2 separate regions of the Homo sapiens genome follow, and region 2 is linked to region 1. The links are chromatin loops, found by intact Hi-C in ENCODE. Cell type or tissue: A673. All regions are shown on one strand. Each heading gives the region's core, and the rest is flanking DNA. Links, peaks and the distances in the headings are about the cores only. Region 1 overlaps SLC5A4-AS1 (SLC5A4 antisense RNA 1). Region 2 has its middle 18 kb from the start of C22orf42.

What was found. A loop is a pair of places that touch in the nucleus more often than their neighbours do. Peaks named below come from ENCODE experiments on the same cell type or tissue, not always from the same donor. Only the 100,000 strongest peaks of a DNase experiment are listed, where the experiment ranks them.
Region 2: it touches region 1 in a loop (8-fold over the local background); 5 of 110 quality-filtered maps call a loop at or near these places.

Annotation. Positions count from the first base shown.
Region 1 is chr22:32,264,526-32,268,525 of GRCh38, reverse strand. SLC5A4-AS1 (SLC5A4 antisense RNA 1) reads right to left here. Exons shown (of 4, transcript NR_149072.1): 3 at 1-238. It also overlaps a transcript of SLC5A4 not described here. Among named protein-coding and RNA genes, the nearest start is that of SLC5A4, 11 kb to the right of the region's middle. In A673, for the core only: a CTCF peak has its summit at 2,167 (motif pointing right); a DNase peak (open chromatin) is centred at 2,205.
Region 2 is chr22:32,137,576-32,145,475 of GRCh38, reverse strand. No RefSeq gene overlaps it. Among named protein-coding and RNA genes, the nearest start is that of C22orf42, 18 kb to the left of the region's middle. In A673, for the core only: CTCF peaks have their summits at 4,379 and 4,589 (motif pointing left); no DNase peak of the experiment used is centred there; H3K27me3 peaks cover 746 bases.

The DNA of each region.
Region 1 (4,000 bases), core at 1-4,000:
GTTCCTTGATTTTAGAATCCATCTTTCCCAGCTGGAAATCGGGCCTGATGTCATTCTTCTGAGTAGCCACAGAGCGAAAGGAGCACATTACACCTTCCTCATGGGGTTCCTTCAGAAGTGAACTGATGCAGCGGATGCAGCAGACACATCCACGACTTAGGTACACGGGTTTTTCAAGATAAGATAGGGAGATGAGACATCGACTCGCTTCTTGAAATTGTTCAGCCGTGACCACTCTCTATGGAAAAATGTACATGCTATTAGAGTGTCATGAGTTGAAGGACAACACTCCTTGGAAATCTTTCCTCCTTATATACATAGAGATATCAGGGCCTACTATGCACAATTACTAGTGAAACATAATGAAACACAATATAAATACATATATAAAAGACTCAGGGCCTTGAGCTTCTGATATTTTAAATGCTAGCTGGAGTGCAGTGGCGCCATCTCGGCTCACTGCAAGCTCCACCTCCTGGGTTTACGCCATTCTCCTGCCTCAGCTTCCCAAGTACCTGGGACTACAGGCGCCCACCACCACGCCTGGCTAATTTTTTGTATTTTTAGTAGAGATGGAGTTTCACTGTGTTAGCCAGGATGGTCTCAATCTCCTGACCTCGTGATCCTCCTGCCTCAGCCTCCCAAAGTGCTGGGATTACAGGCGTGAGCCACCACGTCCAGCCAGGACTTGATTGTTTCTTTGGGAAGTTGATGTCATAAAAGTGTCTATACTGGGCTGTCCTGCCACATGTGGCTCTTGAGCACCTGAAATGGGGCATATCAGAATTGAGATGTGCTTTCAGTGTAAAATGCATAATGGATTTGGAAAATGTAATGAGAAATAGAGAATGTAAATGATGTTGTTAAGAACTTTTAAAGGTTGGCTGGGTGCAGTGGCATGTGCCTGTAGTCCTAGCACCCTGGGAGGCTGAGTCGGGAGGATCGCCTGAGCCCAAGAAGTTGAAGCTACAGTGAGCTATGATCGTGCCACTGCACTCCAGCCTGGGTGATGGAGGGAGACCCTGTTTCTTAAAAACAATCTTAAAGTTAATTTCATGCTGAAATGATAACATTTTCTGTATTAAAATTTTAATTTTTTTCTTAATTTATTCTCACCTCTGCTCCACTAGGTTCTCCCCTGGCCTCCAATTGCTTCCACTGACAACTCAGTTGGAGTGAGCTCCACTTACAAGGGTTTTTGTGTAGAGTGTCCCTCCTCCCACCTTATTCACATCCTGCTTATCATTCTTAATCCAATCAGATTTTGATTTAATTATGCTATATATTAGATTTTTACTGACGTCATAAGCAGATTGCCACAAAGGAGATCGTCCTCACTAAAGGGTTTTCACAGTTAATATGGACAAATATTGCCACATCATTCTAAATTAGGTCTTGTATATTGTGGGCGTTGGTAAGATTTGGGATCAGGATTGAAACTGTTCAAACAAAACATTTGGCATCAAAATTAATTGTTATGAATGGAGCTAATTTCAAATTGTTTTTGATCATGAAAATAAAAACTCACAGTTTGATGAAGAAAATTAGTCAAACTTACTCACAGGTCTTTCCTAAAACCACACTCATTAGACCAGTCATTTATTAAAAAGGACTTACTCTTGTGAAGATCCACATTTAGAAGAGGTTGAATTCACTTCCACATAAAAATATTTTTTCTGCATTATGATTTTCTTAAGAACATTTTCTTTGGTCTAGCTTACTTTACTGTAAGAACACAGTACATAACACATATGCAAAATATGCGTTAACGGACTTGATATTATGGGTAAGGCTTCCAGTCAACAATGGGCCATTCATCCTTAAGTTATTGGGAAGTCAAAAGTTATGCACAGGTATTGGACTGCCGGGGGCTCAGTGCCCCTAAACCCCACATTTTTTAAGGGTCAGCTGTATCTAAAAATCTCAAGAACATTGCCCGTGGCCAGTATTTATAATTTTTTCTTTGCTTTTAGACAAAATCATTCCTGTACATTTAATTTCATTAATATTACTCTCTGTATTTGTAAATAGTTTGTGCTTAATCTGTAAAGTGTGAACAGGTTTTAGTTTTTGCATGACTATTGCAGACATATTGAACCACGTTTGATAAATGAAGTAATAGTGAAACTACCTAGGGTTTTCTCTCAGCTGCCTCCCTCTTCCCTGTCTCCAGGTGGCGCTGTGTGGAAGTTTATGAAGAGACCTGGTCCGGATCCAAGCTTTCTGTCCCCGTTCTACTTTCTGAAACGCCCACCAAAAGACACGGGCCCCTGGCATCTCATAACCACTCAGTTAGTCATCATTTCTGTTTTTTAATAGCTGAGGATATCCTGACTACTTGCTCTTCACAAGATTATTATAAATTATACTAGTTTAAATTCAAAGGCAAAGTTTCCCCCTTCCTGCTCCCTGGAAACCTTTATCCCTGAATGACATGGCTAAATGGCTAAGCTCTCCTGCACCCAATGCCCTGATCAAGTGTTTCTTCCTGTAGGGGCCTTTCCTTTTGCCCCAAGGCAAATCCTTTCTCTGTTGTCCTCCCCTGGCAATTTATAAACACTTGTAACAGAATCTGTTACTATTCTTATTTGTATTGATGTGGTCTTAAAAGAGTCAAACTTAGTTGAGAGCTGTATCTGTGGCCTACATTTTGTTCTGTTTGTTTTGTTTTGTTTTTCCTTTTTTTGAGACAGAGTCCCACTCCATCACCCAGGCTGGAGTGCAGTGGCATGATCTCGGCTCACTGCAACCTCCACCTCCCCGGTTCAAGCGTTTCTCGTTCCTCTCCCTCCCGCAAAGCTGGAATTACAGGCATGAGCCACCACACCCAGCTAATTTTTGTATTTTTAGTAGAGAGGGGGTTTCACCATGTTGACTGGGCTGGTCTCAAACACCTGGCCTCAAGTGATCCACCCACCTCAGCCTCCGAAAGTGTGTGGCCTACATTTTGGATATGAAATATGAAAAATATTTACCAAAAAGTAGACAACAAATAATTACTATTGGATCCACATATAATTTAATCAATCTGGTTTCCTTCATATTTCCTCTTGCTTTTCATCCTCCTTGCAGTTTCATGATTCTCTGGAGGTCATCTAAAACAATAATATAATTTAAGGAAGCAAATTTTTTTTTCTTGAGACAGGGTCTTGCTCTGTTGCCCAGGCTGGAGTGCAATGGTACAATTATGGCTCACTGTAGCCTCGAACTCCTGGGCTGAAGCCATCCTCCTGCCTCAGCCTCCCCAGTAGCTGGGACTACCAGTGTGTGCTACCAAGACTGGCTAATTTTTTAACTATTTTGTAGAGATGAGGATCTCACTATATTGCCAGAACTGGTCTTAAGCAATCTTCCCACCTTGGCCTTCCAAAGTGCTGGGATAACAGGTGTGAGCCACCATGCCTGGCAAGGAAGCAAATTTGATTTTACATCATCCAAAGAGTAACACAAAGGAAGTATATCTGAGTTGTAGTACATCAATAAGTGGAAATATTAAGATTCTATATAAATTATTTGTGATTTCCTTTCTAAGAAAGAGACTACAATTATCATTATACATGGGCATTTTCAAACATTTCCAAACTTGAGATGAAAAAAAGAAAGAAAATATGAGACAGTGACTATATTTGAGGTATATTCTTTCAACAGACTATAAACGTGCGGGGTTCACACATTTATCAGCCAAAAACAGATTCAAAATACATACATTCTTAGTCTTAACAAGGGCTACAAAAAAAGTGTGGAACAGCTATCAGTAATATATTTTGTGTTAATATGAATTCTAGGCTTGGATAAAACATGCAGGGTATGATTACAACTTTAGATGTCTTCTTTTTAAATGTTATTTCTCTTTTAGGACTTCGGTCTGATTAAATGTTATTTCTTTTTTAGGACTTTGGTCTGATTAATAGATGTCTTCTTTTTTCTGGTTTCTTGTTTCGTTTTGTTTTGTTTTGAGACTGGGTCTCTGTCGCCCACTGCTGCTAGAATGCAGTGGCAT
Region 2 (7,900 bases), core at 2,266-6,265, 130 kb after region 1:
AGTCTCATTCTGTCCCCTAGGCTGGAGTGCAGCGGCGCAACTGCAAGCTCTGCCTCCCGGGTTCACGCCATTCTCCTGCCTCAGCCTCCCGAGTAGCTGGGACCACAGGCACCCGCCACCACGCCTGGCTAGTTTTTTGTATTATTTATTTTTTTAGTAGAGATGGGGTTTCATCATGTTAGCCAGGATGGTCACGATCTCCTGACCTTGTGATTGCCCGCCTCAGCCTCCAAAAGTGCTGGCATTACAGTTGTGAGCCACTCTGCCTGGCCAGGTAAGTATATTTTTTAAAAAACAGCTTTATTGAGACATAGTTGACATGCAAAACAATTTACCTATTTAATGTGGGTGATTCAGTGTTTTCACATTTACAAGGTTGTGCAATCATTGTTAGAATCTAATTTTAGAATCTTTTCATTCCCCCTTCAAAGAAACCCCACAGCCATTAGTAGTCACTTCTCTCTTTTCCCCAACCCGCATATCCCTGGCCCTAGGCAGCCACTCATCTACTTCCTGTTTTTCTAGATTTGCCTACTCTGGCAATTTCCTTTTTTTTAAATTTAATTTCTACTTTAAGTTCAGAGATACATGCGCAGGATGTGCAGGTTTGTTACATAGGTAAAAGTGTGGCATGGTGGTTTGCTGCACCTGTCAACCCATCACCTAGCTATTAAGCCCTGCATACATTAGCTACTTATCCCGATGCCCTCCCTCCTGCTTCAGCCCCCGAGAGCCCCACTGTGTATTGCTCCCCTCTCTAACATTGTACATATTCTAATACTGCTCCCTTCCTAATGACAAATCTAAGTGATGAGTCAGGGAAGATTCTCTTGCCTGCTTTTGTCTGGAGAACCTCCCTGGCTTCAGGTTCCTGATAGGTGTGAGGACCTGGGGTACGTTGTGAGAAACAGATGGCTCACTGAAGAACTGTGATCATCTGCTAGGGTCCCTGGAAACAGCCATATCATTTAGATGGTGTGGGTTTGTGTGCAAAAGGGCTGGGAGGTAACTAGTAGTGAGTTAATATGTAGTGATTATGAGTGTGTTTGTCAATGTGTGTTTCCCCCAGAAAATGTGGACCCACATGCACAACACAGTACAAGTGTGACTGTTTTTGAATTCCTGGCCTATAGTGATCTTCTCACCTCGGCCTCCCGAGTCATGTCATTCGTCTAATAGAAAGGAAGAAAAAATCCCACCACCACCATACACTTCACATAAATCACCTCTTTCCTCCCTCATCACAGCTGTACTGGAAGGCCAGTTGAATATCCTACTTAGATATTGTGGGATGGAGAGGGTACAGAAAAGAATGAACCCAGATTTTAACCTCCTGAATGGAAGAGGCAAACATGAACCCAGAAATGGGTCCCAATGTTGATGCTCTGTGTTACTCAACTGTGTCACTCTGGCATGAGATAAGGTGTCCCCACACCAGGGAGTTCCAGCACTTATGTGTATACTTGAAACTGTAATGGCCTATAAAGCATGCCAAACATTGCCCATCATCCAAGGGGGCCTCAGTGGTCACATAACCCAGGGTAGCAAAAGATACTGGAACAGCAGGCGTTAACATGGGCATTACTGTGAAACACACATAGAAAGCCCACAGGCTTTTGGTCAGCTCACAGATTCGGAGAAGGGTAAGATACCACATAGAACAGTACACATCAGCATCTGTTAGAGCTGGGGTCATTCCTCAGCACTTGGTCAAAGCAGGGGAAAATCAGGAAGATAATTGTATTGTATTTAATAACATGACCACCTCAAGCCTCAGAAATGCTCCAATCTATAGGAGACAGACAAGGGCCAGTGCCACATCAGAATGCAGAGGACAACATTGTTGTTAGCCTGGCACCCATCACCCTCACTGGAGACCTCCTGCATAGCTAGAGTAGTGAGGCTCAGCACTCACCATGTGCTGACCCCCATGATGGACGTTTCACTGCCGGGGGCTGGTGGGAACATGAACAGCCACCGACTCAATGGACGCACAGACAGTGTAAAGAAAGGGAAGACCAGAAAGAGAACTATCACAGGGTTAGCACTCACTATCTCTAAATAATAGGGAAATGCAGCATTTTAAGGGCTTTTTTTATTTACTTGTCTTTGTAACAAAGGATTAGTAAAGATATAATACAATTATTTTGCCTACTGTTCTTTCAATAAATGAGTAGAGTGACAGTCAGTGCACTGGTGCTGCTTAGGAATCCCACGAGGAGCCTTGGGGGATGTGGACCGGGGCTGGAGTGTATGGAGGTCGGTGGTTGACAAGCAGGGACTGAGCTGCTGCTGAGCCATCCTCCTTGGTGGTGAAGGAAGGAAGGCAGAGAGGGGTGGAAAGAAATGATGACCGAGCCTTGGCTTTCCAACTAGGGGAACATAGTCAATGTGAAATAGTCACCTAAAGAATAGGTTAATACAAAAAGACACAGTAACAACTTCATTTAAGACATAAATAAGAAATGTCACCTCTTGCTTAGCCTTTCTATTCCTCACAGCATTTGACTCATCTGTATACTTTACTCCTGCCACCTCTCTCCTTCACCCACCTTTTCTAGGAAAGGCCTCAGAGTTCATCCTCCACAAGCCATCTTTAGCATAGAGAGTGGGGCAGGGCTTGTTCCTCTGAAGTTAGACCCTGGCCCAGCCACATGTGACACTCAGTTGTGGTAGGAAGCTGGGAAGGAAAAAGCTAATGACATCTAACAAATGTTAGATATCTTCAGATAATGTTACTAGAGATAGGAAATGCCATGTTTATGTGGAAACTCAGTCTCTCTTCACTTAGCCTAGTCATAGTTTCTGTGTGCTCTGCTCAGGAAATCCTGTAAAATGCAAAGGGTACAACAGGTTTGCTTGAGGGACTGAGCATCAGGCTGAGCTCTTGGCTTCCTTCCTAGGAGGATAAAGGGTAGGTCAAGCTTCACAAGGTTGGGGAAGACAAACTCAACACTGGGACAGGAGAATCTCCATCATGCCCTGTTGATGCTACTGTTGAAATAGGTTTTTGTTTGCTTCTGAAAACCTTCACGCGCAGAAAGCCAAGGTAGTTGCTTTAAGTCATGATGAATGTGAATAAAGTGGACCACATGATGATTTGAGGTTTCTTTTGGAGCAGGCATTCTATGGAAATACATTGCTTTTCAGTAGAATTTGATTGTCCTGTATGTGTCAGTATCTTTCCATGAACAAAACAGAACAATGAAACTGTTTGATTTGGCAATGTCACTTGTTCACCCGAGAAGTGATTTTCTCATGACCAGATTGCCCTAGACATCTTTCATCTCTAGAGAATAGATTCCCCATGGTGCTTCAGGGGCCCTGCTATGTATGATTCAAGGAAAATATCAGTGTTACCAACATTGAGGTTCTTAGAATTCATGGACAGCTGCCCAGTGGGCTCCATGGGAGAGAGCGAGAGAGAGCCTCATGCTAGACCTGAAGGGGAACATGATTTAGAGGATCAGAAGGAAAAAAAATGAGGATATTGGGACATTGTTGGAAGAGAAGCTCAAGGTTGCAAGGTTAGGGGCATCAGTTCAACATCATCACCGGGGCCCAGGCAGGATATGAGACCCCTTCTGAGTCGGAGTGAGCAGGACCTGGCCTTCCTGTCTGCCGAGAGTATGCTGTGAACATCATCCTAAGTGCTTCGAGAAAGCAGCTTCCTTATTGTACCATGTCTTCCCCATCTCTTTGTGTGATGATGGCAATGACACCAGCAGAAATTGGTGAGAGGGGCAGAACAGGAATCAGGTCCCCACTTTTCTGACACAGAGCAGACAGGACACGAGTCAGTAGGGATGGACTTCAGGGTCAGGCCAGACACAGAGAGGTCCCAGACCTGATCTTCCTGGGGCTGTGACAGATAAGTTTTCATTTTTCACCTCTTCTGGAAGTCACCTGGGGAACGGTCCTTCAGTAGACACTGTTGGCCAATGGTTGTCTGGCCCAGAAATATGTTTCAACTAGACGTACGCCCCAGTTCTTGGCCAGGGCAGTGGCAGCGCTCCCGAGTAGCAGGGGAAGTGGGGAGGGACACGAGTTCCAGTGCAGGGTGAGCTCAGCAAAGGGGTGGGGACTGACCCTAGGGTCCAGGTCATCGAATCCGCAACACCTCAGTTTCCACTTACTTTGGAGATGGTTTAACATCTTCAGTATCAAACTTGGGGTCTTCCCACAGATGGATAGAGGAACCCTGGCCATGGGTGTTTGCTGCCAGGGCAGTGACTGTCTCTTCCTCATTTGTTCTTATCCCAGAGCTCAGTCCTGGGGAAGACACGTTAGGCCCCATGAATGTTTTAATGAACACACCCCAGGGATGAGTTCTAGATCACCCCTGGGCTGGGATCTAGTGCAGGTGTGGAAAGGTTTTCTTCACAGCCTGTCCAGCCTATTGAGCCCCACACTCATCCTGGAGCCTGCCCAGCTTATGATTCAGGGTCCCTGGAGATGAGGGTGAGCTCCTGAGGACAGCGAGTTGCCCCTACCTCTCTGCTCCTGCCGCCGTGATCTTGTCTAGACAGGGTGTGCAGGGCCATGCTCTTCCACTGGGTGCAAGAGCGCCCCCTGCTGGAATCCCTCTGGACCTGGATATTGTCCTCATGGTCATATCCCCAGCCCCACACAGTGACTGGCTCTTATGCAGATGCCCAGGAAGTAACCTTAAATGTATGCTAGGATCAGAGCAGCAAACGATTCTGCAAAAAAAAAAACACCAGGATAGGGGAGTCTTGTCTTCCTCATTTCTGGATCTCTGGAGCTGTCCCGTCTAGTGTGGTTCTCAGTCATATATGTGCCTCTTCATGGTTAAATAAATTTAAATATATACAATTAAAAATTCAGAACCTCATCAACAGAGACCATGCAATGGCCCAGCAGCCACATGTTTATACAGCTCGAGTTTTCCTTCTTTCCACCCTTTGATGAGAACATGATCTTCAGGCTGGTGCTGGTTTACCGGAAATTCTCGGGGTGGTACATGTGCTAAAAGACTTTTAGTTTTGAGGGAAAGGAAAGTGGGAGATAAATCAAGTATATAATTTTTAAGAAATGGACCTTTTATTTTAAATGTGGGGACATCAGCAGTGGACTTTATAGTCCTTGGTGCCTTCTTACTGAGAAATTTCCTTTAGCACCTATTTTTATTAGTTTTTATGTAATGCCCAACCTTGTTTTTTCCTTATTCACCTGGCCTTGTTTCTCCCTTAGCTAAGAGAACCAGACAAACTCCATCTTGGCTCTTTCACTGGCAGACCCTTCCTCAAGGACTTAACTTGTGCAAGCTGACTCCCCAGCACATCCAAGAATGCAATTAACTGATAAGATACTGTGGCAAGCTATATCCGCAGTCCCCAAGAATTCGTCTGATTGATAACGCCCAAAGCCCCGCGTCTATCACCTTGTAATAGTCTTAAAGCCCCTGCACCTGGAACTGTTTACTTTCCTGTAACCATTTATCCTTTTAACTTTTTGACTACTTAACTTCTGTAAAATTGTTTTAACTAGACGCCCCCCCCTTCCTAAACCAAGATATTAAAGTTAATCAAGCCCTTCCCTCGGGGCCGAGAGAATTTTGAGCGTTAGCCGTGTCTCGGTTGCCGGCTAATAAAGGACTCTTAGTTCATCTCAAAGTGTGGCGTTTTTCTAACTGGCTCGGGCACAACATTTAGACCGAAGAAAGCCAAACACCATTTTATATTTGACAATGCTTCCTGTATGTTTATACCACATAAGCTAGATTTCACCTTTATATTAGTGTTATTAATGTTAAACAGTTTTAATAAAACTTTGTAGACATATTTATTCAATTTTTAATGTCTGACCTTTTATAGACTTTTTTAACCTTTTATAATTTTTGTCAAAGAGCAGGTTAGCGCTTTAAGAAAAATCTGTTGTGTTTTTATTTTAATGTCCAGTTCACAGAAAAACTGGATGATACCCCTTTAACTTTAGCCAATATGTTTACACACAGAATTTTCTTTACAATTAATGTTTCAAAACTTGCTTAAACCTTCAAAACAATTTTTGTAACCTTTTAATGTAGGTAAAAATCCACATTCTTATGCTTCCTTATAATCCTTTTACCAAAGGCATATTTTACTTTCCTTATATACCTTGCACATAAACTGTTTCTTCAACAGTTTTACATTCAGGAGGATAATTAATTTAAATTATACAACATTTCTTGCATAAATTTCTTTTTCTAACACTTTTTTTCATGATTTTCACAGACAATTCTTCGACATGTCTCAACTTTCTGACTTATTGGAAACATCCCTTTCCTTAAACAACTAGTTAATTTATTTCAGGACAAGAATTTTCCATATAACATTCCTTTTTATATAAATTCTGCACCCCCACTTTTTTTCTTTTTTCTTTTTTTCGAAGATGATAACCATTCTTTTCCAAAGCAAACTTCCTTCAGGTCTGTGGACTAGACTGTCTAAGGCCACAGATTAGAAGTTACTATCATACACGTTACACTGTTAACTTTTAGCAAAACAACTTTACTTTTGTTGAAAACCTTGTAAGTGTGGGATTTCAATTATCCTTTGCTATTAATAAGACTTTGTTTAGTCCAGATTAACTTAGAATTGGTATAGATGGCTTTTTTTTTTCCTGGTTCTGTAAGTACTTCAAGGCTTGGCTGGGTGGCAAAGTTGAGCAGACCAATTATTAGGCAATTTTCCTAACTCTACTTCTACAAGAGTTTTCCTCAATTACAAAATACCCATTGTGGTTTTTCTCCTTAATCACCTGGGAGGAACTATCTATCATCCTGTCCTGAAGGTAGTTCCTCCTAGGTCTGGTCGGATCTTTGTATGGTAATTAAGATTTAAATTCCCTGTTAGGAAATCTTCTGGGTTAAGGGAATTTTCAGGGGTTTATGTTAAATCATCTTTTTCTAACGGAGTAGCCCCATACTTTAAGATTTTTGAGTTATTAAGCTACCTTTTTGCTTTTTTTTTTTTAACTTAGGATACTTCTGAACTGGTGAGGTGTGCTCACAATGAGGTTTCCTCTAAAAGTTATTTTTCTACTTTCTTCTGTCAGCAAAGCAGTTGCCGCTACAGACTGAATGCATTCGGGCCACCCGTGGGTTAATGGGTTCAAGGAATTCACACCAAATCAGAATCAAAACCAAAACCAAAGTGCAGATAAAGGACACGCCCGTTCGTCAAGCAATTTAAACCAAGTCAAAACCAAAACCAAAACCAAAACCAAAGTGCTGATAAAGGCACGCTGTGGGTGATCAGGCCATGCTTCCACTCAAATGGAGTGGACAAGTTCCCAAGACAGGTCCTGTCAAGCAATTCAAGTCAAAATCGAAACCAAAACCAAAGTGCCGATAAAGGCACGCCCATTTGTCAAGTAATTCAAACCAAGTCAAAATCAAAACCAAAACCAAAGTGCCGACAAAGGCACGCCCGTTTGCCAAGGAATTCAAACCAAGTCAAAATCAAAACCAAAACCAAAGTGCCGATAAAGGCACTCTGTGGGTGATCAGGCCATGCTTCCACTCAAATGGAGTGGGCAAGTTCCCAAGACCAGTCCTACCATGTTCCAGATATACGGACTCCAAGCGCCAGTTCCCTCCCGGTGCTCAGCCACTGCATTGATCCTCTGCTGGGGCCTGCCATGCACTGCTCTGACAAGGCATTCCACCGGGGCAAATGCCTACCCAGGAGCATGCTCAGGATCCACGTAGCTCAAGCTGGCCAGAGTCCCCTGCAGGGATGCTCCACAGGGCAAGCCTAAGCCACCTAAGGGGCTGCTTCACTTCCCGGTCAGGGAACCAAGAAATGTAGCAGGATGAGCCACAGACAAAACTCCTCAGACACCGGGTTAAAGAAGGAAGAGGCTTTATTAGGCCGGGAGGTCAGCAGACTTGCGT